Regions from separate parts of the Homo sapiens genome. Here region 1 is linked to region 2. A link is a loop called in an ENCODE intact Hi-C map of the cell type or tissue named here. Cell type or tissue: CD4-positive, alpha-beta T cell. All regions are shown on one strand. Each heading gives the region's core, and the rest is flanking DNA. Links, peaks and the distances in the headings are about the cores only. Region 1 holds the start of FAM187B (family with sequence similarity 187 member B). Region 2 holds the start of LOC124904703 (a long non-coding RNA gene).

The links. Hi-C counts contacts between places; a loop is a spot of excess contacts. Peaks named below come from ENCODE experiments on the same cell type or tissue, not always from the same donor. Only the 100,000 strongest peaks of a DNase experiment are listed, where the experiment ranks them.
Region 1: a loop joins it to region 2, with 7 times the contacts of the local background. A loop is called at or near these places in 6 of 110 quality-filtered maps.

What each region holds. Positions count from the first base shown.
Region 1 is chr19:35,227,293-35,243,481 of GRCh38, forward strand. It overlaps FAM187B (family with sequence similarity 187 member B), which reads right to left and starts at 1,447. Exons shown (of 2, transcript NM_152481.2): 1 at 667-1,447. The coding sequence starts at 1,388. It also overlaps the pseudogene FAM187B2P. In CD4-positive, alpha-beta T cell, for the core only: a CTCF peak has its summit at 9,441 (motif pointing right); a DNase peak (open chromatin) is centred at 9,439; H3K27ac peaks cover 219 bases.
Region 2 is chr19:35,488,271-35,504,459 of GRCh38, forward strand. It overlaps DMKN (dermokine), which reads right to left. Exons shown (of 16, transcript NM_033317.5): 10 at 14,560-14,616; 11 at 13,866-13,913; 12 at 12,263-12,310; 13 at 11,688-11,759; 14 at 10,604-10,627; 15 at 10,446-10,493; 16 at 8,950-9,268. The coding sequence ends at 10,446. It overlaps LOC124904703 (a long non-coding RNA gene), which reads right to left and starts at 8,178. Exons shown (of 2, transcript XR_007067242.1): 1 at 7,121-8,178; 2 at 6,322-6,920. KRTDAP (keratinocyte differentiation associated protein) reads right to left here and starts at 2,194. Exons shown (of 6, transcript NM_207392.3): 1 at 2,086-2,194; 2 at 532-570; 3 at 392-433; 4 at 171-215. The coding sequence starts at 2,172. RefSeq lists enhancers at 6,576-7,522, 11,847-12,348, 12,349-12,848. In CD4-positive, alpha-beta T cell, for the core only: a CTCF peak has its summit at 7,267 (motif pointing right); a DNase peak (open chromatin) is centred at 7,251; H3K27me3 peaks cover 190 bases.

The DNA.
Region 1 (16,189 bases), core at 4,835-12,834, 260 kb before region 2:
CACTGCAACCTCCGCCTCCCGGGTTCAAGTGATTCTCCTGCGTCAGCCTCCTGAGTAGCTGGGATTACAGGCACGTGCCACCATACCTGGCTAATTTTTGTATTTCTAGTAGAGACGGGGTTTCACCATGTTGGCCAGGCTGGTCTCGAACTCCTGACCTCAGGTGATCCACCCACCTCGGCCTCCCAAAGTGCTGGGATTACAGGCATGAGCCACCGCGCCCAGCCTGCATTTCTTATTAAGGGGCAGGTGGACTGGGGGAGAGGAGGGGAAGGGGCTATTTTCCAGAGGCTCCTGGCAGGAAGTAAGAAGATGAGTGTGAGTTCTGGGAGGCAGGCCTTGATGGGAAGCCCCGGGGGCACCAGCCTCTCCTCCAAGGTCTCACTGACCTTTCCAGATGAAGCAGGGGCCTGTTGGAGCCCCTAAGCTTCCTGGGCTTCCCCCATCACAGCCCCATCTGTCTGCCTGGGCTTCTCCCATCCCGGCTCGCACCACCCTGGGCTGTGTCCCCCTCGGACTGTTTAAGAGCAGGGCCTGGCACTGTCCTGATGACCACTACGTGGCTGAACTGCAAAGAACGCCCACTCATCCCTCTGCACATATTACCAGGAAGGATCCCCTGACCGGAAGAATCTGGGTAGGGGCCAGAGGCAGGGATTCCATCACCTGTACATGGATCCTAAGGGACAGTCGAGCCACACAAATTCTGTCTTCTCATCGAGCCTGAAGTTGTCAAAAATGACGTAATCCACCCTTAACTGTGTGTTATTGGTGCACTGGACGTGGCAGGCTTCCACCTGCAGCTCAGGCCGCAAGCGGCTAGACCACACCAGCACCTCTCCCAGATAGAGCCAGCAGGGCATGGCTTCCTCCAGAGGCTCCTCAATGTAGCGGTACCCCAGGCGTTTACACTCGCCCGGCTCCTCACAGCGGTTGCAGTCCTGCCAGGGCTCCCACCAGGTAAAAATGAGCTGTTTGCTGCCCAAATGCAGGGTCTCGTTCTGCAGGGGCCTCTGACCCAGGTCCTTGTGTGTTATATGCAGGGTGGTGACATCCTGAAAGTCAATTTCATACTGCACCACTTGGCGGCCATTCTTGTTCCAGCAGTGGTAGAGGCCCGTCTGGGAGGGCAATGGATCTTTAATGAGAAGGCTGCCCTCGGGCATTATTTCCATATTGGAAATATTGGTGAGGCTGGTGAGCCTGCCCTTCTTGCCTTGTGTGAATAAATAGTACCAGTGCGCCCCCGAGGAGTTGCAATACAGGAGAATATCATTGCCTGAGAGTAGGGCCTGTTGGCACTGCTTACCACTGGGGCAGCTGATGGAAAAGTAGAACCCCAGTGCCGGGGCAGCAAAGTGGAGCAGCAGCCACAGCATGGGTGGCATGGTGGACTGGGGCTGTGGCAGTGGGCTGGTGCCACCCCGAACATTGTGAGGTCACCCATGAACTCTGGCCTCAGCCCTGGGCAGTGGGATGAATTGCAGCTACCACATGTGTGTGTGAGGTCACCATCCCCTTTTGTTTTGTGACAAGCTGACAACACTGTTTTTCTTTTTTTTTTTTTTTTCAGACAAGGACTCGCTCTTTTACCCAGGCTGGAAGGCAGTGCTGCAATCACAGCTCACTACAGCCTCAAACTCCTGGAATCAAGTAATCCTCTCACCTCAGCCTGTTGAGTAGCTGGGACTTCAGGTGCATGCTAACCATGCCCAGCTAGTTTAAAATTTTTTCTGTAGAGACGGGGTCTTGTTATGTTGCCCAAGCTGGTCTCGAACTCCTGGCTTCAAGCCATCCTCCCACCTTGGCCTCCCAAAGTGTTGGGATTACAGGCGTGAGCCACTGTGCCCCGCTGACCATATTTAATTTCTATTCCAAGCCCTCCATTTTGCTGGGAAAGGAGCAAACTTAATTTGTCTATTCAGAGTTTTCTCTACTACCTGCCCCGCTTCCTTTCCCAGGGGTGAGACTACATTCCCAGGGATGAAATAAGAGCATGAAGGTGTCACATGTGAACACTCAACACATATTTCCTGAACTCTTACTATGTTCTGGGCACACTTCTTAGCACTGGGGATAAAGCAGTAAACAAATCCTCTCGGGCTGGGCTCGGTGGCTCATGCCTGTAATCCCAGCACTTTTGGGAGGCTGAGGCGGGCGGATCACCTGAGGTCAGGAGTTCAAGACCAGCCTGGCCAACGTGGTGAAACCCCGTCTCTACTAAATAGCTGGGTGTGGTGGCGGGCATCTGTAATCCCAGCTACTCAGGAGGCTGAGGCAGGAGAATCACTTGAACCTGGGAGACGGAGGTTGCAGTGAGCCGAGATCGCACCGCTGCACTCCAGCCTGGGTGACAAGCGTGAAACTCCATCTCAAAAAAAATAATAAAAATTTAAAAAAATTTATCTCTGGTTACTGTTCTGACCTCCTGCACCTTTCCCCCTACTCCCTACCCTCCAACCACGCTGGCCTCCCGCTGTTCCCTGAATCTGTCAGGCAGGCAGAGGGGCTCTTGCCCCAGAACCATTGCACATGCTGGTCCCCGTCTCTTCCCTCAGCCATCTGCATGACTCAATACATCTTCAACAAATATTTTTCTCAGTTGCTCCCTTTCCTTCCATCCCCTTTTCTAAACACCTTCTCAGGCGGTGGCTCACACCTGTAATGCCAGCACTTGCCAGCACTTTGGGTGGCCAAGATGGGAGAATCACTTGAGGTCAGGAATTCGAGGCCAGCCTGGCCAACACGGTGAAGCCCCATCTCTACTAAAAATACAAAAAATTAGCCAGGCATGGTGTCGGGCATCTGTAATCCCAGCTACTCAGGTGGCCGAGGCAGAAGAATAGCTTGAACCCAGGAGGCAGAGGTTGCAGTGAGTGCAGATTGCGCCACTGCACTCCAGCCTGGGTGACAGAGACACTGCCTCAAATAAATAAATAAATAAATAAATAAATTAAATGATCTTCCAGACTTTTCCCAACATAGAAAAAGATGGAAGATTTCTATGAGACTTGCATCACCTTATCTCAAAACCTTATAAGGACATTACAACAAAGAAAAACCTCAGGTCAATCTCTTTTGTCAACACAGACACACTATCCCAAAGAAAATATTGCAAATTGATTCCAGTGATTTTCTTTACACAAGGATAAATATAAAGACCAAATTGGGTTATTTCAGGACGGCAAATTTGGGTTATATTTGCACATCAATTAATGTAATTCACCACATTAACAGAATAAAGGAGAAAAACCATATTATTATCTCAGTAGATACAGAGAATGCATCTGATAAAACTCAACATTCATTTATGGCTCAAAACTTTTGGCAAACTAGGAACAAAAGGAAATTTTCTAAGAAGATAAAGTGTTTCTATTAAAAACCTAGGACAGGCCGGGTACAGTGGCTCACACCTGTAATCCCAGCACTTTGGAAGGCCGAGGCGGGTGGATCACCTGAAGTCAGGAGTTCGAGACCAGTTAGGGTAACATGGCGAAACCCTATCTCTACTAAAAATACAAAAATTAGCCGGGTGTGATGGTGGGTGCCTGTAGTCCCAGCTACTTGGGAGGCTGAGGCAGGAGAATCATTTGAACCCAGGAGGCGAAGGTTGCAGTGAACTGAGATTGCGCCATTGCACTCCAGCCTGGGCAACAGAGTGAGACCCTGTCTCAAAAAAAAAACAAAAAACAAACAAACAAACAAAAACACCTAGGGCTAAATTATACTTCATAGTAAAATACTAAGAATAACACAAGTATTTCTGCCATCAACTTTTCCATTCAGCATTTTACTGGAGGTAAGATACAAGCAAAAAATTAGATATAAGGTCATATATTAAATATGATTTATATACCAGCAACAAAGAATTAAAAGATGAAACTTAAAAGATTACTATAGGATAGTATGAAAAAATTAAATACCTAGGAATAAATATAATAAAAGATATGTGAGTCCTCTACATTAATAACTTCACATTATTGGGAGAAATTAAAGAAAGACTAAACAATGGAAGTATTTGCCACATTCACGGATTGGAAGACTAAATATTGAATATATATTGATTTACCCCAAATTTATCTTTAGATTCAATAAAGTCCCAATTAAAAAAAAATAAGAGTTTTGGGGTGGAAACTACAAACCGATTCCAAAATTTGTATATAATGGGCCAAGAATAACCAAGACAATCTTGAAGAACAAAGTTGGGAAACACTACCACATATTGTGACTTATTGAAAGGTATAAAAAGACACTGTGGGCTGGGTGCAGTGGCTTGTGCCTGTAATCTCAGCACTTGGGAGGCCAAGGAGGGCAGAATCACTTGAGGTCAGGGGTTCAAAACCAGCCTGGCCAACCCCTTCTCTACTAAAAATATAAGAATTAGCCGGGCATGGTTGCGGATGCCTGCAATCCCAGCTACTTGGGAGGCTGAGGCAGGAGAATCGCTTGAATTTGGGAGATGGAGGTTGCAGTAAGCTGAGATTGCGCCATTGCACTTCAGCCTGGGCAACAGAGGGAGACTCCATCTCAAAAATAAATAAACAAATAAAAGGAAAAAAAAAAAAGAAAACCAAAGACACTGTGGCATTGGGACAAGGATGGATAGATAAATTGTATCCAGGGTCCAATCAGGAGACAGAAACATCAGTGTCTACATTGTCATGAGCCCATGGGCCTGAGTAGCTCGGTCTCTAGATTCTACATTTGGCCTCCCCCTGAATATCAGAAGCCTGTGCAGACAAGAACTAGGTCATTGCTGTGTCCCTAACATCACCTGCCCAGGGCACACTCAGAGGAAACACCAGGGAATTCTTCCTGCATGCGCATCTCAGCAAGCCAGTGAGGAGACCTTTTCCTTAGCAGAACCAACATGAAGGCTTATGGGCTGGGAGACGGAGCCCGGTTTTCTGTTGGAAGGTAACCCATGAGCCCAGGTGAACACAGAAAACAAAGTCTGGGTGAGGGTCAAGGGCAGGGCTACGGCCCTGGTCCTGTCACCTGTAGATGGAGGCCAAGGGGCAGGTGAGCCACCTGTTGTTCATCCACTTGCCAGGCTGGTAAAAATCAAAGATGAGGTATGGCTAGTGAATTTCCTTGACGGGGTTGCAGGGTACGTGGCAGGCTTCCACCTGCAGTTCGGGCCGCATGCGGCTGAATTGCATCTTCTCATCTCTCAGATACAGCTGGCAGGGCATAGGTTTTTCCACGGGCTCCTCAATGTAGCAGTACCCCAGGCGTCTGCACTCACCCAGTTCCCCACAGCGGTTACAGTCCTGCCGGGGGTCCCAGTGGGTAAAGATGAGTACCTTGCCATCCAGGATCAGGGTCTCATTCTGCAGGGACTTTTGGTCCAGGCTCTTGTGCGTAACATGAAGGGTGGTGACAACCTGGAAGTCGATCTCGTATTGTACCATGAGGGTATCATCATTGCCCTGGCAGCGATAGAGGCCAGTCTGGGAGGGCTGAGGGTTGGTCAATTGAAGGCTACCCCCAGGCAGTTTCCTTATGTCAGGCATTGAATTAAGCAGAGAAGGATCTTCCCCAAGAATGGAAGAGAAGTACCAGAGTGCCATGGGATGGTCACACTTCAGGACAGCATCACTGCCTGAGAGTAGGGCTCGCTGGCAAAGGTCCTTGTAGGCACAGCTGATTAACATCTAGGCTCACAGAGTGGGGCAAGAAAGGCTAAGCAGCCACAGGGTGTCCAGCATAGTGGACCAAGGCTGTAGAAGGAGGCTAGGAACTCCCTGGCCATTGTGAAGTCACTCACAAAACTCGAGGATCAGCCTAGGCAATGGAATGAAACTTGATCCACTGTGCTTCCAGGAGTACAATTCAGTTCGTGTCATCAAATGGCTTGTCATAGGTTGTAGGGTCGAAGGTCAAATATCCACATGAGCTAGGCAGGAAACAAAATGGGTGAGCTTAAATCAGAACAAACGAACTACAAAGGCAAATTATTGGCCCTCCACATACCCAATATATAATGATGGAATGGGACAAAATGACTTTATGACCATCAGAAAGTGGAAGAAGAGGCAGGGCCCAGTGGCTCACACCTGTAATCCCAGCACACTTTGGGAGGCTGAGGCCGGTGGATCACCTGAGGCCAGGAGTTCAAGACCAGCCTGACCAACATGGTGAAACCCCGTCTAACCCCGTCTCTATTAAAAATACAAAAATTAGCCAGGTGTGGTGGTGCATGCCTGTATTCCCAGCTGCTTGAGAGGCTGAGGCAGGAGAATCTCTTGAACCCGGGAGGCAGAGGTTGCAGTGAGCTGAGATCCACCACTGCACTCCAGCCTGGACAACAGAGAAAGACTCTGTCTCAAAAAAAAAAAAAGAGAAAGAAGAAAGAAAGAGAGAGAGAGAAAAAGAAAAGAAAGAGAGAGAGAGAAAGGGAAGACACACAGAAATCACTGCTCTGTACCACTTCTGCAATCCAGTGGGAAAACATTACAAGGACCCCCTATCTTGTAGATGGGAAAGATTCCTTAACTAGCACCGAAGCAGCTCCTTGTTGTGTGTGGGGAGGGTAGGGGGATTCCCAAATCATTGTTCTCTGTGGGTCATGTCTCACTCTCCAGGGAAATATCTCCTTTTCTCATATTCTCCTTGGCTACATCTGAAGATGTGCCCTCCTTGAGACAACAGCAGTTTACTCAGCCTGCTTTCTATCTCCCACAGTTTGGGACCTACGGTTCTTATAAGCCTCTAGTCAACTAAATATGTAAACAAACAAACAAACAAACAAACAAAAACACACACATAGCCGTAGTTCTGTTCGAGATGTTCTCAGGCTGGGCTCGGTGGCTCACGCCTGTAATCTCAGCACTTTGGGAGGCCAAGGTGGGAGGATTGCTTGAAGCCAGGAGTTCGAGACCAGCCTGGGCAACATGGTGAAACCCTGTCTCTCCTAAAAATACAAAAATTAGCCAGGTGTGGTGGTGGGCTCCTGTAATCCCAGCTACATAGCAGGCTGAGGCAGGAGAATTGCTTGAACCTGGGAGATGGAGGTTGCAGTGAGCCAAGATCACACCACTGCACTCCAGCCTGGGCAACAGCACAAGACTCTGTCTAAAAAAAAAAAAAAAAAAGATGCTCTTATCCTCTCTCTCTTTCTGTCTCTTTCTCATTTCAGGTACCTTAAACTCTATCAGCCATCCTTGGCGAGCTATATCTCTTAACTCTCTTTCATGGAGACATTTGTCCACCTGAAAGCGTTTTCTGGTAGTATCTTAATTCATTCAGAGAATTTTTAAACAATGGGTAATAATTATTTACCTAGGCTTATACTTTTGATTTTATCCTTGTCAAAAGCTGAATTCTAATTGGACTTTATCTCTCAAAGCCCTTCTCAATTTTTAGCTAACTTTGGCCAACTTATACTGCTAACATCTTATATTCCAGCAGCTTCCTTGAAAGCTACAAGTCCATTAAATACATTATCTGCCTTCCAGAGTATCTCAGGCAACAGCCTCCATCCTTCTGGTTTCAAATAAGTGTCTTAGTCCCAAAGGTATCTAAGCCAATGCTGTCTTTTTATTTTTGATTACCTCAGCACCCTACTCCTGATACTATTTTGGTATCAATCTAGATAAGTTATTTGCTACTATAATAAACTTCCAGCCAGGTGTGGTGGCTCACGCCTGTAATCCCAGCACTTTGGGAGGCTAAGGAGGGCAGATCACCTGAGGTCAGGAGTTTGAGACCAACCTAGCCAACCCTGTCTCTACTAAAAATACAAAAAATGACAAAACCCTGTCTTTACTAAAAATACACAAATTAGCCAGGTGTGGTGGCATGCACCTGAAGTCCCAGCTACTTGGGAGGCTAAGGCAGGAAGATCACTTGAACCCGGGAGGTGGATGTTGCAGTGAGCTGAGATCATGCCACTGCACTCCAGCCTGGGTGACAGAGCAAGACTTCATCTAAAAAAAAAAAAAAAAAAATTCCCCCCAAATCTCAACCACATAAAACAACTAAGGTTTACTTTTTACTCATTGTGCATTGGTATTGGAATCACTCAGGAATCCAGGGTGATGGCGCAACTGCCATCTCAAACATTTTCAGTTTCTTCCAAGGAGAAAGAAAGAGCTCTCTGTAAGATTTTGGGTCTACATTAAATGCTTTGCCCTTAAGTAACACATGTCATGTCGCTTGCTCACAAACCATTGGCTAGAAACAGCTACATGGCACCACCAATCCACCAAGCCAACAAAAGAAATTGAACTCTAGCTGGGCGCCGTGCCTCACGCCTGTAATCCCAGCACTTTGGGAGGCTGAGGCGGCGGATCACGAGGTCAGGAGATCGAGACCATCCTGGCTAACACCGTGAAACCCCATCTCTATTAAAGATACAAAAAAATTCGCCGGGCGTGGCGGTGTGCACCTGTAGTCCCAGCTGCTGGGGAGGCTGAGGCAGCAGAATGGCGTGAACCTGGGAGGCGGAGCTTGCAGTGAGCCGAGATCGCGCCACTGCACTCCAGCCTGGGCGACAGAGCAAGACTCCATCTCAAAAAAAAAAAAAAAAAAATGGAACTCTACTATTTCCAGGAATCTTTTGGCAAATGGCAGTAATGATTTCCATGGCTAATGTCTATTACAAGGGATTTTTCCTCTGGTGTTCTCCTTTATATCACAGAGTTAAAACCATTTCCAAAATCCTCACATCAGCTCTCCCCTAAAGTTCTACTGGCCAGGATTGGGGCCCATGCCCAGGTCTAAACCAATCTCTGAAAATAAATGAAGCTTACATCGTTGGCTTAAACCAATTAGAATTTGTTGCCTAGGATTGGGTAAGGTCAGCTTTTTCTTAGCAGAAGCCACTGAAGACCCAGACAAAATCAGGGTTTTGTATGCAGGGGAGTTGTAGAAAAGAATGCTGATTTGGTGTAGCCAACCATGTCTTCCACAGCATTGACTGATGGGAAAATATTAGTTGTACCAGAATTGTGCCAGGCACTGTGTGAGCCACATGACCCCAGGCAAGTTGCTGAGACTTTCCTTTTTTTTTTTTTTTGAGACAGAGTCTCACTCTCTAGCCCCCAGGCTGGAGTGCGGTGGTGCAATCTTGGTTCACTACAGCCTTTGCCTCCCAGGTTCAAGCAATTCTCTTCCCTCAGCCTCCCAAGTAGGTGGGATTACAGGCATGTACCACCATGCCCAGCTGATTTTTGTATTTTTAGTAGAGACGGGGTTTCACCATGTTGACCAGGCTGGTCTTGAACTCCTGACCTCAAGTGATCTGCCCGCCTCGGCCTCCCAAAGTGCTGGGAATACAGATGTGAGCCACAGCACCCGGCCAGAACTACTGGAGACTGGTAAATTTATAAGGAAAAGAAGATTAATTGACTCACAGTTCTGCATGGCTGGGGAGGCCTCAGGAAACTTCCAATCATGGTGCAAGGCGAAAGGGAAGCAGGCACCTTCACAAGGTGGCAGCAAAGAGACAGCAATTAGGGAACTGCCAGCTACTTTTAAAGCATCAGATCTCATGAGAACTCCCTCACTGCACGGGAGAAACCACTCCCATAATCCAATTACCTTCCACTGGGTCCCTCCCTTGACCTGTGGGGATTACAATTCAAGATGAGACTTGGGCGGGGACACAAAACCAAACCATATCACTCATCCACCTTGCACCAGACACCAAGGATCCAGGCTAAGTCCCTGACCTCTTGGAGCTTACATCCTAGTGGGGATGTATTAGTCAGGATAGGTTAAGTTATGCTATGTAACAAAGGATTCTAAAATCTTAGTGGCTTAATAAAATTTTTTTTCATGCGACATGTCCAAATTTGGCTGGGGAGAGCTATACTCCACAAAGTCCCTTCAGATACTGTGGCTAACAGAGGTGGTACCATCTGCAACATCATTAGTTGCTATGGCAGGATAAGGGAGTATAGCAAATCATGAACTGGCAATTGAATGCTTTGGTCAGTGATATGGTTTGGCTGTGTCCCCACCCAAACCTCATCTCATATTGTAGCTCTCATAATCCCCACGTGTCATGGGAAGGACCCGATGGGAGGTAATTGAATCATGAGAGCAGGTTTTTCCCATGCTATTCTCATGATAGTGAATAAGTCTCACAAGATCTGATGGTTTTTTTCTTTCTTTCTTTCTTTCTTTTTTTTTTTTTTTTTTTTTTGAGGGAGAGTCTCACTCTGCTGCTGCCCAGGCTGAAGTGCAGTGGCACGATCTCAGCTGACAGCAACCTCTGCCTCCCTGGTTCAAGCGATTCTTGTGCCTCAGCCTCCTGAGTAGCTGGAATTACAGATGTGCACCACCATGCCCAGCTAATTTTCATATTTTTAGTAGAGAGGGGGTTTCACCATGTTGGCCAGGCTGGTCTTGAGCTCCTGACCTCAAATGATCCACCTGCCTCGGCCTCCCAAAGTGCTGGGATTACAGGCATGAGCCACCATGCCTGGTGAGATCTGATGGTTTTATAAAGGGCAGTTCCCCTACACACAGTTGCTTGCCTGCCGCCATGTAAGACACGCCTTTGCTCCTCCTTTGCCTTCTGCCATGATTATGAGGCCTCCCCAGCCATGTGCAGCTCTGAGTCCATTAAACATCTTTTTCTTTAGAAATTACCCAGTCTCAGATATTTCTTCATAGTAGCAAGCAAATAGACTAATACACAGATGGTAAACAAATAAATGACTAATAAAACATCAGGTCATGGTAAATGCTTTGAAGAAAAAAAGAAGGCGCAAAGAGAGATTGGGGATGGAGACTATTAGGGGATGAATTATGACCCCACAAGTTCATATGTTGAAACACTGACCCCCAATACCTCAGAATATGACTGTATTGGGAAACAGGGCTTTTAAAGAGGTAATTAAGTTAAAATAGGGTTGTTAGAGTGGGTTCTAATCCAATATGACTAGTGCCCTTAAAAGATGAGGGAATTAGAACCCAGGCAGAGGGATGACCATGTGAGGACATAGTGAAAAGGGAACCATCTGCACACCAAGAAGAAAGGCCTCAGAATGAAACCAAACCTGCCAACACCTTGATTTTGGACTTCTAGCTTACAGAATTGCGAAGAAATAAATTTCTGTTGTTTAAACCACCCAGTCTCTGGTGTTTGTTATGGCAGCCCTAGCCAACTAATATAGAGACTATTTTATTTTTATTTATTCATTTGTTTTGAGACAGGGTCTCATTCTGTCACCCAGGCTGGAGTGCAGTGGTGTAATCATAGCTCACTGCAGCCTGAAACTCCTGGGTTCAAGTGATTCTCCTGTCTCAGCCTCCTAAGTAGCTAGGACTACAGGGACGTGCCACCATGCCTAGCTAATTTTTAAAATTTTTGGTAGAGATGGTAGACTGGATAAAGAAAATGTATACACCATGTAGAGGCTTGTCTTAAACTTACAGCCTCAAACTATCCTCCTGTCTCAGCCTCCCAAAGTACTGGGATTACAGGTGTGGGACACCATGCCCAGCCTGTGGGGAGAGAGGTAGGTGAGAAGAGAAGGCTTCTCTGAAGAAGTGACATTTGAGCAGACCTATATAAGATGGTTATGAAGATTCACACAGCGGCTCATGCCTGTGATCCCAGCACTTTGGGAGGCTGAGGCAAGTGGAGCACCTGAGATCATGAGTTCAAGACCAGCCTGGCCAACATGGTGAAACCCCATCTCTACTAAAGATACAAAAATTATCCAGGTGTGGTGGTGCACGCCTATAATCCCAGCTACTCAGAAGGCTGAGACAGGAGAATTGCTTCAACCTGGGAGGTGGAGGTTGTAGTGAGCTGAGATTGTGCCACTGCATTCTAGCCTGGGTGACAGAGTGAGACTCTGTCTCAAAAAAAAAAAAAAAAAAAAAAAAAAATCCAGAGAAAGCAAGGTCTGAACTAAGCACACCGCACATGCAAAGGTCTTGAGGTGGGAACAGGTTTGCTATGTGAATACCCATCAGCCAAAGACAATCAGGCATGCACCTATGAACAAAGTTAGGTTTTTTGACTTGCTGCAGTGAGGGCAGATGTACACCATGGGGAATGGTGTGGTGTCTCAGGAAGGTGTCAGAGAAGACTAACAGAATTTGGGCTGTGTTGTATGATTGTGGGAAGGATTCAAAGAAGTGGGGATTTGCTTTGGGTTGGGTGCTATCAAAAAGTGTAACCAATTCTTTTTTTTCAAACTTTTGATTTTAAGTTCAGGGGTATGTGTGCAGGTTTCTTATAGAGGTAAATTTATATCATGGGGGTTTGTTGTACATATAATTTCATCACCCAGGTATTAAGCCTAGTACCCCTTAGCTATTTTTCCTGATCCTCTCCCTCCTCCCACACTCTACCCTCTGATAGGCTCCAGTGTGTGTTGTTCCCCTTTATGTATTTGTGTTCTCATCATTTAGATTCCACTTATAAGGGAGAACATGCGGTATTTAGTTTTCTCTTTCTGCATTAGTTTGCTAAGGATAATGACCTTCAGCTCCATTCTTGTTCCTGCAAAGGGCATGATTTCATTCTTTTTTATGGCTGCATAGTATTCCATAGTGTATATGTACCACATTTTTTTAATCCAGTCTACCATTGATGGACATTTAGGTTGATCCTATGTCTTTGCTATTGTGAATAGTGCTGCAATGAATATAAGTGTGCATGTGTCTTTATGATAGAACAATTTATATTTCTTTGGGTGTATACCCAGTAATGGGCTTGTTAGGTTGAATGGTAGTTCTGTTTTTAGGTCTTTGAGGAATTGCCACACTGTCTTACATGCTAATTAACACTCCCACCAACAGTGTGTAAGCATTCCTTTTTCTCTGCAACCTCGCCAGCATGTTGTTTTTTGACTTTTTAATAATAGCCATTCTGACTGATGTGAGATGGTATCTCATGGTGGTTTTGATTTGCGTTTCACTAATGATTAGTGATGTTGAGCTTTTTTATATGATTCTTGGCCAGATGTATATTTTCTTTTGAAAAGTGTTTGGTCATGTCCTTTGCCCACCACGAGTGTAACCAATTCTATCTTTTCTAGAAGGTGAGAAGAACGGAGCAAAGCTAAAACTGAAATTGGTAAAGAAACAGCAGCCATTCAGATCAGCTGAGAGAAGGGGATGCTTGATATTTTGTGGTTTGGACAGTGTTCCTGTTTTGTCTCTGTGCAGGCATAATTACAGAGCAGTCTTGTTTCTATCTAGATGCATCAGAGTCACAGACAGGCCTTTGTTGTTGTTGTTCTGTGAACATTGTTCACCTTCAACAGGAGAACATCATGACCTAACAGTGCATTCTAGACAAGCTGCTAGCAACACCAAGACCCAGTTGTTACTGTTAGGCCAGCTCCCAGCTGTTAGAGGCTGCTTTCTCTTTCTTACATAGATGAGGAACTTCAGTGAAGTCTCTTCCAGCAATGAAAGACTGATCAAATGGCTTTCACTCTGTGACCCTCCGTTTCCTTATTTTCAAAGGATTTTAATTGTACTGGCCACATAGTGCTCTTGTGTGGATTTGATGAGATGTTATCTATAAAGTATCAGCCAGTATTATTATCTAGGGGTTAGCAATATGGACTCATCCTCCAAATATCAGAGTTCTGTGTTGGGACTCTGGATTACTACTTCTGATCATGGTTGTGCAGACACAGGGGGTGGGCCATGATTGGCTTAATCCCCACCAGCTGAACTGGCTTCCAGAAGGTATAAAGGGATAGCCACTGGATTTTCTCCCCTTTTGTTCCCTTTGGAAGGTGGACATTTAGGGATTAGGATATTCAAAAGCAACTGTGCATACAAGGGAATTTAGAAAGTCACTGCACAAGCTCAGGGAAAGATGCAAATTCAGAAAAGACCTAAGATGATCATAAGCTTTCATTTTAGGTTGATTCTAGCACAGATACATCTTATAACAATAAACAAACAAAAAAACCAGCAAACCCTGGGGAATGGGGAAAAGCTGATTTCCAGAGTTAGCACATTGTAAGATTCAAATGTCCATTTTCAACAAAAAAGTCACAAGACATACATACAAAGAAACAAGAGAGTATGGCCCATTCAAAGAAAAAATAAATAAACAATACCTGAGGAAGCCCAGGTGGTAGACTTACTAGACAAAGACATAAATAACTGTCTCAAAGATGCTCAAACAGCTAAAGGAGACATAGACGAAGACAGAAAAATGATGTATGAACAAAAGAAGAATATCAGCAAAAAGACAGAAAATGCAAAAAGGAACCAAAAGGAAAATTCTGGAGCTAAAAATACAATTAACTGAAATAAAAAATTCACTGAAGGGGCTCAAAAACAGATTTGAGCAGGCAGAAGAAAAATCAGCAAACTTGGTGACAGGAAAATTTATTGAGTCTGAGGGACAGGAAGAAAAAAGATTAAAGAAAGCTGAACAGAGCCTAAAGGATCTGTGGGACACCACAGAGGAGACCAACATACATATTATGGGAGGTCCAGAAGGAGAAGAGAGAGAAAAAGAGGAAGAAAGAATTGTAATTTTAAGAAATAAGATTGAAAACTTCCCAAATTTGATGATAGACATGAATCAACAAATCTAAAAACTCAATAAACTCCAAGTATGAAAAACCCAGAGATTCAAGCTGAGACACATTATAATCAAACTGTAAAAAGCCAAAGCCAAAGAAACAATCTTGAAAGCAGCAAGAGAGAAGCAACTTGTTACATTCAAGAAATCCTCAATAAGATTATTGGCAGATTTATCATTAGAAACCTTGGATGCCAAAGGCAGTGGGTTAATACACTTGACATGCCAAAAGAAGAAGAAGAAAAAAAAGACCTATCAACCAAGAATTCTATAGCTACCCAATCTATCCTCCAACAATGAGGAAGAAGTTCAGATATTCCTGGATAAACAAAAGCTGAGGGAGTTCATTACCACTAGTCCTTCCCTACTAGAAATGCTAAACGAAGTCCTTCAGGTTGAAATGAAAGAGTGCAGACAGTAATTTGAAGACATGAAGAAAAAAATTAAAATCTCTGCTAAAGGTAAATACATGAGCAATTATAAAAGCTACTGTTATCATAATTTGAGTTTATAATTTCACTTTTTATTGTCTACATGATATAAAATAAAATGGATGAAAACAATTATTAATCTTCATTATTGGGAAAACAATGTATATAGGTGTGATTTGTGACACTGACAACAGAAAAGGAATGACAGAGGCCAGGTATGGTGGCTCATGCCTGTAATCCCAGCACTTTGGGAGGCAGAGGCAGGTGGATCACTTGAGGTACCTGAGGTCAGGAGTTCAAGAGCAGCCTGGCCAACATGGCGAAATCTCATCTCTACTAAAAATAGAAAAATAAAATTAGCCGAGCATGGTGGCAGACACCTGTAATCCCAGCTACTGGGGCGGCAGAGGCAGCAGAATTGCTTGAACCCAGGTGGCAGAGGCTGCAGTGAGCCAAGATTGCACCATTGCACTCCAGCCTGGGTGACAGAGCAAGGCTCCATCTCAAAAAAAAAAAAAAAGAAAGAAAAAGGAAAAGGAGTGACAGAGCTATATAAGAGCAGAGTTTATATATATACTATCGAAATTAAGCTGGTATAAATGTAAATTGGAGTATTATAATTTTAGGTTTTATATATAATATAATCTCCTCTATAACCACAAAATAAAAAGCTACAAAATATACACAACTGGAAATGAAAAGAGAATCAAAACATTTCGCTACAAAAAAAAAATTAAACATAAACAGTAATGGAGAAAATGAGGGACAAAAAGCCATAAGGTATATAGAAAACAAGTAGCAAAATGGCAGTAATTTTGCTGATAGTCATTTCTTTAAATCAAGATGGAGATTTCCAGAATGTATTTTTAAAAACCACCCAACAATACGCTGTCTATAAAGGATTCATGTTAGATCCAAAGGCACGAATATGTTCAAAGCAAAAGATATGGAAAATGATATTCCATGCAAACAGTAACCAAAAGATAGCTTGAGTGGCTATGCGAATATCAGACAAAATAGACTTTAAATCAAAACAATTTACAAGAGACAAGACAGACATTACAAATTAATAAAAAGTTAAATATCTCAATAAGATGTAACAGTTATAAACATTTCTGCACCTAATAACAGACCTCAAAATATAAAGCAAAAATTGATAGACTCAAAGGAGAAATACACAGTTCTACCATAATAGTTGGAGAGTTCAAAATCCCACTTTCAATAATGGATAGAACAC
Region 2 (16,189 bases), core at 2,677-10,676:
CCGGGGGAAGCTTTCTTCCGTTGACAGCCCATTGGGCAGCATCCAGGCAGGACAGTCACTCCCTCCCAGAGATCAGGAACCAACCCATACATTTAAAGCCAAAATGTGTGGCCACTACCCTGGGATGACTGCAGACAACCGAGGAGGGCAAGGGGCGCCGGAGCACTCACCTCAAAGAGGGCGTGCCAGTTCAGGAACTCATCAGCCTTAAACGCCTGAGGAGGAAGAGAGACAGCAGAAGCAGGTCAGCTCCAGGGGAGGCCAGAGCTTAGCCCCCAGCCCTCTGGAGAAGGTGAAGGAACCGTGGCAGCTTTGCAAGCTCTCTACCAAGGCGTTTATCCCCTCTGTGATGAGGGTATTCGTGGGGGTAGCACCAGAGAAGCGTACTCACAGATCGCAATTTGTCGATGTTCAGGAACGGGGTGTTAAAGGCCTAGGCAGAAACGCAGGGTGTTAGGAAAGTTGCTAAGAAGCAAAAAGAGAGAGAGGACAGACTCGTGGCTGGAGGGCCGGGGAAAACAGACGGCTTACCTCGGGTCGTGACGCATAATTCTCAATGGTGCTTTCTTCCTGGAAAAGGAGAGGGAGAAAAGGCGGCAGGGGGTCACGTGATGCCAGGGCCCTTGCCCACATCCCTGTCTGCCAGCTCTGCCTTCATCCACAGCCCAGTCCCCGAAAGAACGCAACCCATTCCCCACCATGGTCTCCGTTCCAGTCGCGCACATGGTTGGCGGATGTGCAGGGTGAGGAGGGGGAATTGGAGAATGGTACATGTAAGCAGTGTCACCATGGGCAGCAGGCAGAAAGCCTGGAGCCGAGCATTCCTCTCCGGAAAAGCTAGCTAGTGCTGTCCTGCAGTTGACTTAAGTCTAAGAGGTGGGGTGTTCTGGAGACACCCACGCTCAGTCCGTATAGCTGGATGGGAAAGATTTGCGAGCAGGTGGGAGCCCAGCTGCTGAGGTGACCCGCCTGCCTCTCACTGATCGAGGTTGCTTTGCTTTGTGGATTTATTGCCACCACTGTTGGAGGTTCCATAATCCCCCTCCATGGGGACCCCACCCCAGGCCTCAGTGTGTCCCATCGTGTCTTCCCCATGACAGAGCCCAACACGGAGCCCGCAGGCTGGATCCAGATGCTTAGATCTCATAAAAATTTGGTCATTTGTTTTTTGGTTTGAATTAGACATTTTGAATTAGTAAGAATTCATAAATTCATCCAGATTTCTAGTTTCCCCTGAAAAATGTAAAACTCTAGGCACATCTTCCCAATCCATGGCGTCAGGTGGGGTGAAAGCTGCCCTTTCAGACTGGGAAAGTTGGCCCCATTTCACCTCAGGCCCTGACAGCCCCCCCAGCTCAGTGACACCACTGGCTTGGTCCTTAGCAGCTGAGCCTGTGCCCCTGTCTTAGACTTTTAAATCCGGAATAGGCATCAGGATTCCTCTCTGGCTGAGGACTGGATGGTAAAGATTCTCACTGTGGCCTATGCTCCAGAGACAGCAGGGAGCCACCCGTCACCTGGGCACCACTCCCAGGGGCACAAATGAAGCAAAGAGGAGCTAAGCAGGGGTGTCTCCAGAACACCCCAGCCCCACTCCTCTTTGAGTTAAGTCAGCTGCAGGCAGAACTAGCTAGTTTTTTGCTTTGCTTCACCCTCTCCACCTGCTGCCCATGTGGATGCAGGCCTGGGTTTGGAGCTGCTCTGCCTCACATTGCCGTTCTCCAGTTCCCCCTCTTCCCCTGCACGTCCCCAGGCATGTGTGCAGCTGGAACGGAATGGGTGAACACTCTTGAGAGCCCATGGTGGAGATAGTCTGAACCCAGACCACCCACTCAGTCCCAAGGTTCAGTACACGAGCCTCCCCAACACACTTCACCATCCCTTCCAGAAAGAGGAGCATCTCTGTCCCAAATGTCTCCCCAGGGATGCTCTGTTCCCTCCTCCCTTCCTCAGAGCCCCAGTTTCTTCAGCCCCCATCAGAATCCAAAACTAAGAGCCACTTATCCAGGAATGGACAGGAGGTAGAGAGATGGAGGGGTAGGTGGGTAACACGTATAAGAATAAAAATGCAGGTGACGTGCTCACCTCAGGACCACCCAGGGTGGCTCCCTGGGCAGAGTGGAGCACCAGGAGGGAGAGGAGCACCACGGCAGGAAGGACCGGGATCTTCATGGCGTCAAGTTTGGGGTGCTCTGAGGCGGGGCCTCAGTGCTTGCTCTTTATATTGCCAAGGAGGCAGATGAGCACAGAAATGGGGTCCCCACCCCACTGACTCACCCCCAGATCTTGTCGCCCACCCCCGGGGCTCTGGGAGGGGGAGGCATGGACTGTTCCTCATTTGCCTCGGATTTCTCAATTCGCATTCTGCCCCAGGCACGTGGAAGGTAACACTGCAATGGGTCTCTTCATGCAGATGGGGCTGGGACAGAGACAGGTTGGACCTGTCCCTCCAAGGGATTGGCAGTGGTACCCAAGCAACCTCTCCTTTTGTCTTTGTCTCTTTTCGTTATATCCCTCATTCCTCTCTTAGAATTCAGGCTTTTTCTTTTCTTTTCTTTTCTTTTTTTTTGACAGGCTCTCACTCGTTGCCCAGACTGGAGTGCAGTGGTGTGATCACAGCTCACTGCAGCCTTGACCTCCCAGGCTCAAGCAATCCTCCCACCTCAGTCTCCCTAGTAGCTGGGACTAGAGGCACGCATCACCTCACCTAGCTAACTTTTTTATTTTCTTGTAGAGATGTTGCAGCTTTTTTTTTTTTTAATTTTCTCGTAGAGATGAAAATGTCTCGCCATGTTGCCCAAGCTGGCCTCAAACTCCTGGACTCAAGGGGTCCGCCTGCCTTGACCTCCCAAAGGACTATAGGTGTGAGCCTGCGCTCCATGCTCATTCAGGCCTTTTCTTCCACCCTACCAAAATCTATGTAAACTCTTTAGCTTGGCATTGAAGGTGGTCCATGCTCTGAACTCAACCCACCTTTATAACTTCTTCCTTTACTAGCTTTGTACATACCTCACATTCTGGCCAAATTAGACCCCTTACCAACTATATCCTTCTTTTTCCCTCTTCAAAGCATCCGGCCATGCTGTTCCTTATTCCTAACATGGCCTTCTCTCATCTCCAGTTCTCAGAACCCAACACTCATCTTGGATGAAGCTTCCCAGATTTTTCCTGCAATGCCCAGTCCTTCTCTCCACACCTTTCCTTTCACAGAATTCCCATATTCATTCGTTTGTATGTCTCTGGCATTGTATCTAAGTAAGTCATGTTCTCGCCTTGTTTCCCTTTTAGAGTATCAAGTTCCTTGAGGTCAGGAGCTGTATCTTGATCAGCTTTACATCCCCCTAGAACCATGGCTCACACAGAACCCAGGTAGAGTCAGCATTGGTCAGATATGATACGTTAGACTTAGTATTCAGGCATCCTTCAGCCACAGTGTACATTTTCCTTTCATGGGGCTGAACCTTTCCATTTTCCAACTGCCCGTCTTTTACTCTTGGGTCTTCAGAGAAATGACTGTCTTGAGCTAAGATGACAAGGAACAGGGAACAAAAAACAGCTCTTAGGGTGCCCAGTTGGAGATGGGATCCAGGTACCCTGAACCTGGAGTGCCCACTCCATGTCATTGCCCTAACCCACCTTGCCCCACCCCCAGTTTGGAAGTTGGATCACCTCACTGTGACACAATGTCCTAGTCAAGCAGCCTTCTCCACAGTGAGGTTCAGGTGGCCAAACCGGCTCCTGCTGTAACAGGGAGGGGCTGGGACATGGACCGGCGCTGTCAGGGAAAAGCAAGACCTTATCAACACAACCTGATGCAATGCACGGTGGCGGTGGCCCTGGGTGGGAGGGCTGGACGGCATCCATGAACAACCTTTACGAACCCCAGAAGCTGGGCACCTCAGCTCCATCCTCACGCTGCCCCCACACCCCAGTCCCAGACATCCTCTTCAGCCTCCTCTGATTTTATAATGGCAGCTTCCCCTTTGCAGAGCTACCTGAGGGAACACTGCTTAGAGAACACTCCCTTAGCCCAGATGGCCACACAGTAGTGGATGTCACAGAGTTGGTGCTCCTGGAGGGGACGAGTTAGAGAATGACTGAGGTGGGTGGAGCACCTCCCAAAAGGTTTTCTGGAGGACACAAGTTCTGTGTAATGAATCCTTGCTAATTAACGAACAGTGACTGAAAAAGCTCATTAGCCACCATTCCATCCGCATAGGGTCGACTCCAGGGAGTGAAGAATCAGACAAAAGAGAACTGATGTTGTATAACCAGCTACGATTTGACAGGCGGGTGAGGGGACCCAGTGCCAGTTTTGGCCTGGGTGATCTAGAGCATCGGTCAATCCAACGCTGTCTTCTGTTTTGCTCTAGAGTCTAATCTGTGATTTTCCTTTGACAATAAATTGCCCTCCCTATGTTTTCCTCTCCACCCGATGGTATTGATAACAATGTTAGCTGAGTTACTGAGGCTTACTATATGGCAGACCTTGTACTAAGTGCTCCAAATACGCGATCTCATTGAAATGTCCCAGTGATTCTGACACAGGTGGGTACTATAATTATTCACATTCTATAGGCGGGGGAACCACAGCATATAGAGGTTAAATAACTCACCCCAGGTCACACAGCCAGAATGTGACAGGACCAGCATTAGAACGCTGGGCTTCCAGAGCCTGAACCTATATTGCTCCTCTCTATGCTGGACAGGCTATGTTACAGCACATGTAACACCCTGTGTGAATTAGACCCATGTCCTGAGAGTGGGGGGCAGACTGCATCGAACCCCCACAGGTCCCCTTTACAGTGTCCATTGTGGTGCATAGCCTGCACCATCAGAGGTGGCAGCCCCAAGCATAGGTGCATTCATTTAAATGAATCAAACTGCACACTCTTGACAAAATGAAAACGAAGAATGAAGGTTAGTGGCATCAGCCCCCGAATGAACCTGTGATTGCCTCCGTTTCCAGATGCCTCCAGTAGTATAATCATCTTGCCACACCAAGTATGTGTTTACAGATAGGGTTCCGTTTCTGGATCTAGTGTTCAACATTCTGCTGTTTAAAAATAGGTACTTTTTGTATCATACCTCTAAACACAGGCCAACTGCTTTGTGTGCTCAACCAAAGAAATTCTCTTCCTATGCTGGAAAAAAAGCTGTCTGTGTTGGACTCATGATTTGTTTCCACTTGGCATCTTCCTGGCACCTTCTGAGGGTAGTTTTTTGGGGTTTTGTTTGTTTGTTGTTTTTTGTTTTTGAGACAGAGTCTTGCTCTGTTGCCCAGGCTAGAGTGCAGTGGTATGATCTCGGCTCACTGCAACCTCCACCTCCCAGGAGGAGTGATTCTCCTGTCTCAGTCTCCCGAGTAGCTGGGATGACAGGCGTGCGCCGCCACACCCAGCTAATTTTTGTATTTTTAGCAGAGACGGGGTTTCACCATGTTGGCCAGGATCGTCTCAAATTCCTGACCTCAAGTGATCTGCCTCGGCCTCCCAAAGTGCTGGGATCACAGGAGTGAGCCACGGCGCCCAGCTAGTTCCATCTTGACGTGATTTTTGCTGTAAGCGGCCAACTTTAGAAGCCAGTGTCTCTCTCCAAACTCCTCCCTCTTCCTCCATCTACGCTGCCTGAGTAGTTTGTGTTCCCTGAGTTGGGTTGGGCAGATGGGGAAAGAGAGGGGCAGGGAGTTCTCCCTGGGAGAGGGTCCCAGCAGTTCAGGTGATGGGCTGCAGGAAAATCTGCCCGATACGCAGCTCAGCTTTGGATGAATCACGGAGGGTTAATGGAGTCAGGCAGCCGCAGAGACTGGCTCTGCAACATCACATCTCCAGGTCGGCTTGACTTCCTAGCTCCCTCACTGAGAATACCAGTAAACCTCTGTTTTCCCACAGGCCTGCCCCCACCCCACCCCAAATCTGCCAGAACTTGAGTGTGGGTAGGAGGCGAGGCCCAGCCTGGATTGCCCCATTGTGAGACACACCTAGGGCCTGGCAGCCAGCCTCCTGGGTCTAGGGAGGGAGTGGGGATTCCAAGAGAGAGACACTAGGTTTTCGGGGCCTTGGCGAACACTAGGTGGGAAGCCGGGAATCCTGGGAGAGAGAGGGGACTGGGATGTGGAGTATTAGGGGGCAGAACTCAGGGCATCCCTGTCCCATCCCTTCCTCCCTCCGTCGGTGTTGTCACAACCAAGAAAGCAGCCTCATCCACCAGCAGGTGTGGTTTCTTCCTTTGCCGCCCACCCTATGTGCCCGGTGCTTAAACCTCTCCCAGGAAGTCTTCCTGGATTGGTCCCACTTAATTCCAATCCCTCTCTCCATTGGCTAATTTGTAAATATTTATTTGGCTCTTGGTACTGGGGGCTGTAGATGGACAAAAGACCTGCCCTACAGATCCCATGTCCTAGCGAAGGAGACATCATAATGTAACCAAAAATAGATACGCAAACAAGATGACTTCAGAGAAGGACAGGTGCTGCGAAGAAAACGGGGCCATATGATGCTGACAGGGTTTCCTTGGTCGATGGCCTGAGGGCCGAGTGCGGTGGCTCGCACCTGTAGTCCCAGCACTTTAGGGGGCTGAGGCAGGAGGATCACTCAAGCCCAGGAGTTCCAGACCAGCCTGGGCAACATGGCAAGACCCCGTCTCTATTAAAATACAAATTTTAAAAGGTGGCCCAGGGAGGGACATTTGAAATTAGTCCTAAAAGCAGATGAAGCTCTGGCTTTCTGAAGACCTTGGTAACAGCCGCCCATGTTCCCTGATGGCCTGTGCCAGTAGGCCCAGAGGGACGTTAGAGAGGGAGGCCAGGCCCATCGCATAGAGCCGTAGTGAGGAATGGGGATTTTATTCCAGGGCTAATGAGAAGCTGGTGGTAGGTTCCGAGCAGGGGCTCCTTCTAGGGCGTTGTGGAAGAACGGGATCTAAAGAATAAGATGGAAGTTGGGGATTCAGGAGGTCACTGGAGGAGCCCTGAAGGGAGAAAGGGGTACCCACCCTTCACTGGAGGGCCCCTCATGCCAGGGGACCTTAGCCTGCCTCGGGTGTCACTCTAAGCTTTCAAGAGCCGCTTTCAGCTCTTTGGGCCAAGAACATCTCACGAGCCAAGAACCGTGTTGCTCACCTCCGCGTCTCCCCCGGTGCCTCAGTGACTGGGCTGAGGAGACTTCAGCTCCCCACGGGTTTCCACCCCCACCCACGCTCCGGGAAGCTCTCTGTGCAGCGAGGACGGAGCGTCCTCCCTGGGAGGGCCCCGCGCTCTCCCCCCTGTGGCCTCTAGGAGGTACTGCAAGGCCCTCCTATGGCGTTGAACTCCGGAGGACAAGTGCAAACCAGCATCAGGATTTCAGGACCCAGGAGAGAAGGGAGGCCAAGCAGAGGAGCGGCCCTCCCAGGCAGGCCGACTGGGTCAGCTCGGTCTCCTCAAGTCAGTTTTGGGCCGGGTTTCTTTCACGTATACATGCACTGTTTGAGGCCCTGTGCCTGTCCTGTGGGTGGAGAGTGACCTAGGCAGATGGGGGCCATGCCCTCAGGGAACTCAAACCTGGAGGGAGTCACTTAGGCTGGCAGGGCGCCTCCTGTCCACCTTTTACTTCCTGTCCCCTGCAGGGATCCCAGGGGGACAAAGGGGTGGGGGATCCTTAATCCGGGCATGTTGGACCAGCTTGGTGGGACTTAGGGGCTCCTACTGCAGACCCCCAGCCCAGTCCCAAGGGCTCTTCAGCGTGGGATAAGCCTGGCTCAGCCTGCGCCGCAGCCTCTCCTGTTTCATTGGTACAGTGATGGGGTGGAAGTGTTCTGCCTCCCTCCCTCTGCATCCTGGAAACACAGGGCAGTCAGTGCCCGTGATAAGGCCCTGGGTTAGATCCAGTGCCCCCAACTTCCTAAGCGCGTCTCCCCAACCACGCCCCCATCCCCACGGCAGCCTGTCCATGTGGAGAAGCACAGTCTCTATCAGCACCTCGCTCCTGTTTCCTGCCCTCTCCCTGACCTTCTGGGACTGACCTCCCGTTTTGAACAACCTCTTTCCCCCTGCTCCTGACTTGAATATTTCCATTGTCGCTTTTTCAGGCCAACAAAACACCTGTGGCTGCTTCAAGTGCAAAAAGAACAGTACTCAGGCCGGTCGCAGTGGCTCACGCCTGTAATCCCAGCACTTTGGGAGGCCGAGGCGGGCGGATCACGAGGTCAGGAGATGGAGATCATCCTGGCTAACACGGTGAAACCCCGTCTCTACTAAAAAATACAAAAAATTAGCCGGGCGTGGTGGCGGGCGCCTGTAGTCCCAGCTACTCGGGAGGCTGAGGCAGGAGAATGGCGTGAACCTGGGAGGCGGAGCTTGCAGTGAGCGGAGATCGCGCCACTGCGCTCCAGCCTGGGTGACAGAGCGAGACTCCGTCTCAAGAAAAAAAAAAAAAGAACAGTATTCAAGCCGGGCATGGTGGCTTCCGCCTGTAATCCCAGCAACTTTGGGAGGCTGAGGCGGGTAGATCACCTGAGGTCAGGAGTTCAAGAACACCCTGGCCAACATGGTGAAACCCCATCTGTACTAAAGATACAAAAATTAGCCAGGTGTGGTGGCGCATGCGTGTAATCCTAGCTACTCAGGAGGCTGAAGCAGGAGAATTGCATGAATCCAGGAGGCGGAGGTTGCAGTGAGCCGACATCGTGCCACTGCACTCTAGCCTGGGCCACAGAGTGAGATTGAGTCTCTAAAAAAAGAATGGTATTCAGATATAGGTTGGGCAATGATTTTTTTTTTTAACAGATGAGGAAACTGAGGCACAATGCAGGCTTCTTGTCAGAAATAAAACCCAGGTCTCATCTCTCTCAGCCTCTGTGCTTTATACCAGTTTCAGGCAGAAGGCAGATTAGCTGCCCCTGAATCACTCTTCCATCCTCCCTGAGCCAGGCCATCAACATAGCATTAAAGAATAAAATTTGAGAAAGTCGTAGGGAAACAAGATTCATGTTTTATTTCCACAGAGAAACTCAAAAGTAGGAAGCTCCTCCTTCCTGGAGAACTGTCACAGTGACTTCAGGTCACCAAAGGGAGGAGGTACAGAAAGATGCTGGTGTATGTGACGAGGCTGGTGGCCACTGAAGCACCACAGTGCAGTGGGAAGAAACAAGGAGAGACAAGCTGGGTCCCCAGCCTAGGAAACAGAGGTGTGGCAGCCGGGCCAGGGCTGGCACAGGCTGGGGGCCAAGGGGAGGAGCTCCCTGACGACCAGTGCTTTTCGGGGCCTCGGTGGTGGTTGCAAGAAATTGCCTAGAAGAAAGAAAATCAAATGGTAGCACGTGGCCACTCCTAAGCCTGCGGAAACGGGGCATCTTTTCACCCAGCGTCTGGGCACCCACCATTCTTTTGCTGTCCTACCTGTTCGCCTGTGGTGCCCCTCACTTTTGCTCCGCCTAAAACAGAGTTTGTGGTTCTGCCGAGCCAAGCTATCACCTCTCGCCCATGCAGCCTCGCTGCGTCCCACCTCTGAACCCTTCCACCAGGAGGCTCTTTTCTCCACAGTTCCCCTGTAACATCTCTATCCCGGTCCCTGTGCTCCATCTAGAACACCATCTTCTCAGAGCTGTGCCTATGTGGTCCCACCCTAAGGTGCTTTCCGAGGGTCCTAGGTCATTTTCTTTCTTCTTTCTCTCTTGCTTGCTTTCTTTCCCTCTTTCTCTCTCTCTCTCTTTCTCTCTTTCTTTCCAGACAGGGTCTCCCTCTGTTGCCCAGACTTGGAGTGCAATGGTGTGATCATAGCTCACTGCAGTTTTGAACTCCTGGGCTCAAGCGATCTTCCTGCCTCTGCCTTCCAAGTAGCTAGAACTACAGGCATGTGTCACCATGCCTGGCTAAGGTTTTTCATTTGTTTGTTTGTTTGTTTTGAGACAAGGTCTCACTGTGATTGCCCAGGCTGGAGTGCAGCGGTGCAATCGCAGTTCGCAGCAGCCTCAACCTCCCAAGCTCAGGTGATTCTCCCACCTCAGCCTCCAGAGTAGCTGGGATTACAATCATGCACCACCTCACCTGGCTAATTTTTTGTATTTTTAGTAGACGGGGTTTTGCCATGTTTCCCAGGCTGGAATGGTTTGTTTTGTTTTGGTTTGTTTTGTTTTGTTCTTTTAGAGATGGGGTCTTGCTATATTGCCCAGTCTGGTCTCAAACTCCCAGACTCAAGTGATCCTCCCACCCCAGCCTCCCAAAGCACAGAGATTACAGGCATGAGCCACTGCACCCAGCCCTAGATCACTTTATTATGGGTCTTTCTCCACACCCCACCATGAGGTCCCCTCTTCCTTATCACCTTTAGAGCACGCACCCAGAGCATACCTGACTTCATGTCGCTGCCCACTGAGATCTGAGGATATACCAAGATCCTGGCCCTGCCCCGGGTGACTGTGCCTCCACTGCCAGGATGTGGCCTGGGTCGGCTCACTCTGACACTCACCTACCAAAACTTCACCCACTGCAGCAGGCCAGGTTGCACCCGGGAAGCCTGCCAGAAAAAGAGAAAGTCTGAGTGGCCACCACAGGGTCCCTTCCATACCCTCTGGCCTCAGGCCCCTTCTCTCTCCAGCCAGATGAAGATCAGGCCCCCATACTCACCGAGGAAGAAGGTGAGACTCCCCCCTGCAAAAAGATCAAAGGAAAGTGATGTGGGGTCATGGCCTCCCTGTACTCTGCCATGGCCTCCACGCTCATGAAGGGCCCAGCAGCAAGGGCAGGCTCACACCAGGGCTATCACCAAGGTTTTCCAGTCTGACTGTGGACATTCAGGCTGTGGAGTTGGTTTCACAGCACGTTTATCATCCTGAGTGCACTTGATCCAAGATGATATTGAACATGGTTCCTGGGCACGTACTGACCAAGGGGGTCAAAAGAGCATAGGCCTCGCTTTGGCCTGCCAGGTAGGGAGACACTGACCACAGATAACCCGGCAGAGTGGAAGCCACAGATAACTCAGCAGAGTGGAAGCCACAGGCAGTAGAAGCTGCATGTCCCTCCTCTCACCAGCCTGTAGTTTCTCGTCCCTCAGTGGAAGGTCCTCTCCCCAAGGGCGGGGACTTTATTGTCATGAGAGATGGAAATACACAGCCTGCTGTTGCTTTGTCAGCCAAATTTGTACTTAGCATATTCATTTACTGATGTTATGAGATTGCCTTCTTTGCAACGGAATAAAACCAAATTCTCACGTATTTTTTCTTTTCATTTCCTTTGTGGAATAAAGCATTCATTTCACCGCCAACCAGGCATCCACAGGCCGGCCTCCCCTAAGTGCTAGTCTGCTTTCCTCGCCCTCCATTCCATCTTCCCCCGCAAAAAAAGGTCCACAGAGAGGGAACCTGTGAGGAAGAGCTGCTTGCGTGTTTTGCAGGTGTCATGATTTTTTAAAGCCTATATTCTTCTTGGAGAGGGTGTTGGTTCTCAGTTTTCTCTGTTGCTGCTGCTGCTCCTTTTTAACCTTTTCTGACTGGGTGGGTGTGAGGCGCATTGAACCCTCCTGCCCTCCACTTCCAAACTGTCTCAGGGAACCCGAGTCTCCCTTGCAAAGGGGTGGGGAGGCCTGGACTCAAAGAGAGCGGGATCCGGCCTCCGGCAACCAACCGAGAGGACCCCGGCAGTGAAAGCCTCTCTCCCCATCCCTCATGCAGAGCCCCCAGCGGGAAGACAGGGTGGTTGCCGGTCTCACCTTTGCAGGGGTCTTGACTGAGTACTTCCCACCATAGGCAGTGGGATACGCATGCTGGTTGTAATTGTAGTTCTGTGGAAGAAGTGGGCATGGCGGTTAGAACAGACGGACGAAGGCCATTTTGCTCTGGAATAAACATCCCACCTTCCTGCCTGGACCAGACCTTTCCTAAAACACCTGCCTGCTCCCCTCCTTGTGTCACGTGTTTTCTTTTATACAATCTCCTCCAGCCAGCCAGGGCCCCCACCCTCACCTGCCTTTACTGTCCTAGCCCAAATGGCCGCCGCCTCCTCCTCCTACTCCTCCTCCTGCCCTCAAGACCTCTGCCAACTCTTCAAGTGTTACTTGGGAGGTGAGGGTAGGAGACCAAGAAAAGAAGTGCCAGGACGTAACCCAGCGGGTCCATGGTAGATGTCTCACCTTGGAAGTTACAGCTGCCACCTCCTGCCATCCTGCACCCGGCTGAGAAAGCCATTGAATGGAGGAGTGAAAGAGAATTTCAGATTGCCCAGACCCGGGAGCAAGGCCAAGGGGGACCAAGGGCCCTGCAGGGTAACTTGAGGACAGAGACTCACCTGATCGTCTCTGCCTGCACGTTTCTGCAGTGATGACGCGTCCGCACCCTGAAAGGAAGAAGGGGCCACAGTTCGTGCCTCCGCAGTCGTGCGGGCATTGCCGGGCTTTCAGAGCCCCAGTTTCTCCCTCACCCCACCCCTTTCCACGTGCTACCTATAGAGAAGGCAGTGAGCCTGGAGGAGCTGATGGCCCAGATAGATAGAAGACAGATATCCACACTCAGCATTGGGAGCCAGGGAGAGAACCAGGTTTGGCAACACCTTCCCCACCCATGCCGTGGGAGAGTTGGCAGCCCCAGCCTAAGACTGAGCTAGAACAAGTGAGCTGCAGCCATGCAGGCTCCTCTGGGGCAGACGCAGGCACTGCAGCCCAGCCCACCTTCTGCCTGCACCAAGTCCTGCTGCTATGCCCGTAGGCCCTTAGTCCCTGCACACCGACGCCATGCCCCACAGGGTGCTTGAAGGAGGGGTTGTTATCTGCAGAAGCTGCGTGCTTAGGTTAGCTCTGGACCACAGGAAGCAAAAGAAGAGAAATACAAGAAAACAGATAAAGCAACTTAAGACACTGCAGATGCACCGGACACCCCCCCCAGCCCCAGCGCAAGAGGAGAAACTCTAAGCGTTGAAAAGAAGTTCAGTTCCTGCCATCACGGCTTCTCCACTTGGACCGTCCGCCCTGCCACACACACACACAGAGTGACAGTGAAGTCCTGACTCCAGCATTAATTCTGCCTTATCCATACCTGACCTTGAACCTAAACCCCACTGCAAGCCCTAACCCTGAGGTCACAAACTGGTTGACCATGGGCCTCCAGATATTTTTTGCTTGGTCTACTTAAAAATTAAATTAGTTACAGTTAGAGATCAGCATCCTGGTTCTTCGTGAAACATCAGACAACACGCCACCCTGTTCACACATGCATGCATGACTGCACTTAGCTGGAGCGCCTCGACCTCCCCCTTTGCAGGGCCCCACCTGTCCAGCCTCATATACTTGGCACACGTAGACACGGGAGCAGGCAGCCTTTGTCTCAGTGCCCACGGGTCCTGTTTCTCAAAGGCTACTGGCCATGCAGAATTGGAGTGTGGTCTTTGGCACCGCCCAGAGGTTCTCCCCATCCTCCCTGACCCAGGTCTTCAGACCCTCAGCAGCTGCCTCCACTAGACAGGGACCTGACCCCTGCACACCGCCCTCCCGTTCCACCTCAGCTGTCCTCCCCATGCCGCAGCCTAGGCCCCTTCTTCCCCTCAATACGATCTCCCCGCACCTGTGCACCCTGCGGTACCCACCCAGCCGTGGCTCCCCTGGGTCCAGGCCAGGCCCAGCAGGAGCAGGAGCAGAGCAGAGGCAGTGGCCGGCTTCATGTTCATGTGCTTGTGGAGGCCCCAGCCCTCGGCCTCGGCTTTTATGCTAGGGAGGTCCTCCCACCCTGCTCCTCAGTGACTCACGGCTTCTCCCTCTCACCCCGCCCCCACTCGGGATTGCACAAAGCCTGGGAAAGTGGGAAGGGAGGGGAAGAAACTGGGACAGACACCTGGGTCAGCGGCTCGCCCAGGGCCCCGAACCCTGTGTCCCAGAGCTGAGAAGTCCTGCCCCCCTTACCTCAATAATTGCTTTCCAGTTGAGGAAAGGAGTGTTCTGTTTGAAATCCTGCAGGGAGAAGGAGGGCAGAGTGGGCCGGGGAGGCAGAACCCACGGGGTGGTCTATGCAGCAAATTGGGGGGATTCCAGATCTCGGGTAGGAAGGAGCTTTTGGGTGTGGCTTGGGGTTGGAGGAAGGTAAGCACGTGGGAGATTGAGGGTGTCAGCACTTGAGATGGTATTGGTGATAAGATTTGGTGATAAGATTTGGATGAGCTGTCTCAAAAATGAAGAGGGGGAGTTGGCTGGGCGCGGTGGCTCACGCCTGTAATCCCAGCATTTTGGGAGGCCGAGGCAGGTGGATCACGAGGTCAGGAGATTGAGACTATCCTGGCTAACATGGTATAAACCCTGTCTCTACTAAAAATACAAAAAAAAAATTAGCCGGGCACGGTGGCAGGCGCCTGTAGTCCCAGCTACTCGGGAGGCTGAGGCAGGAGAATGGCGTGAACCCAGGAGGCAGGAGTTTGCAGTGAGCCGAGATAGTGCCACTGTACTTCAGCCTGGGTGATAGAGCGAGACTCTGTCTCAAAAAAAAAAAGGGGGGGAGTTTTGAAACAGGTGGTTGGAGCAGAGGGTGGCTGCCTTGAGGGAGGCTTGGGGAGAGTCAGGAGGGCCAGGCCCCCAGTTCTTCAAACAGCAAGAATTCTCCTACCTCCCAGAGTCGGCTGAAGTAGAGGAGGGCTCGGGTGCTGGGGGGCGGGACCTGGTTCTGTGGATGAAAGGCGGGGAGCAGGTTAGCAGAGAGCCTGGGCCCACTCACCCACCCCTCCTCCTGCTACTGCCCTATCTCAACCTTCAGAATGTCATTGTGACTAAGGTTGGGGATGGGAGGAGCTGAGAGTCTTTAGGGACACCAGGAAACCATTTTGGGAAACACAGGGAGAGAGAGAGGCACTAACCAACTCTCCCTGTCCCAGAGCATACAATGTTTTCTATCCCAAGTTCCCCAGCCTCCAGCAGAACCTAATTCTAGCAAAACCTCAAGACTAGGACCTGCCTCAGAGTGTCCCCTTTCCACCTGCCGGGCCTCCTCCAGCCCGTTTCCCGAAGCTGTGGGGCTGCAGCCACCCCTTCCACACCACCCTGGATAACAGCGGAGACGTAAGAAAGGAGCAGAGGCCAGGAGTGTGGGGCAGCTAAGGTTTATTTCAAGGGCAAGGGCTGAGATTAGTGATGAGAGGGTGGTGTTTTAAGGAGGGAGTGTGGGGGCTCCCATCCAATCTGGTGGCTCCTTGTCTGGAGGTCACGGGATGCGAGAGCTTCTCTGGTCCTGGGCAAAGAAACAGGTTTTTTTTTGTTTTTTTTTTTTTTTTTTTGAGATGGAGTCTCGCTCTGTCGCCCAGGCTGGAGTGCAGTGGCACGATATCAGCTCACCGCAACCTCCGCTTCCCAGGTTCAAGCGATTCTCCTGCCTCAGCCTCCCAAGTAGCTGGGACTACAGGCGCACACCACCACGCCTGGCTAATTTTTGTATTTTTAGTAGAGATGGGGTTTCACCACATTGGCCAGGCTGGTTTCAGACTCCTGACCTCAAGTGATCTGCCAGCCTCGGCCTCCCAAAGTGCTAGGATTACAGGCATGAGCCACCGCGCCTGGCCAGAAATAGGTTCTAAGAGAGAGCTTGAGAAATAGGAATTCCAGGGCATTGTGAGCCAGCACAAGGGTATAAGAGACCCCTGCTCCAGAAACCTACAGGGACCTTTTTGCCCACCACTGCTATCCAAACAAACCCAGATATCCTGGCTTGGGCTTAAGAACCCCCTGCATCGTCAGGAACATTACACTGCGTTCCCCTCTGCTCCCTCCTCACTCTGGCTGAAGTCCTCAGCTCCCTCACCCCACTGTGAAGAATGGGGCTCCATTCTCTCCCCTGCCCACCTCTGCCCTGCCCTGCTTTCTAGGAGATCTGCCCCTTGAGGAGCTGGCCCAGATGGATCCTGCCTCACTGCGATCACTCCCTCGACTGCCGCCCTAGATGGGCAAAACTGGCAGGGTGTCTATCCTGGCTCTCTGGGAAGTGTCTGTATGTGCCCCGGCTCTCCCATCAGACCCTAAGTTCCCTGTGACCCAGGAAAGAGTCTTGCTCCTACCAGAAACCGTTCTCTGTGAAACAGAGAGGCCAGATGCAGTGACTCATGCCTGTAATCCCAACATTTTGGGAAGCCAAGGTGGGCAGATCACTGGAGGTCAGGAGTTCGAGACCAGCCTGGCCAACATAGTGAAAGCCCATCTCTACTAAAAATACAAACATTACCCGGGTGTGGTGGCGGGCACCTGTAAAC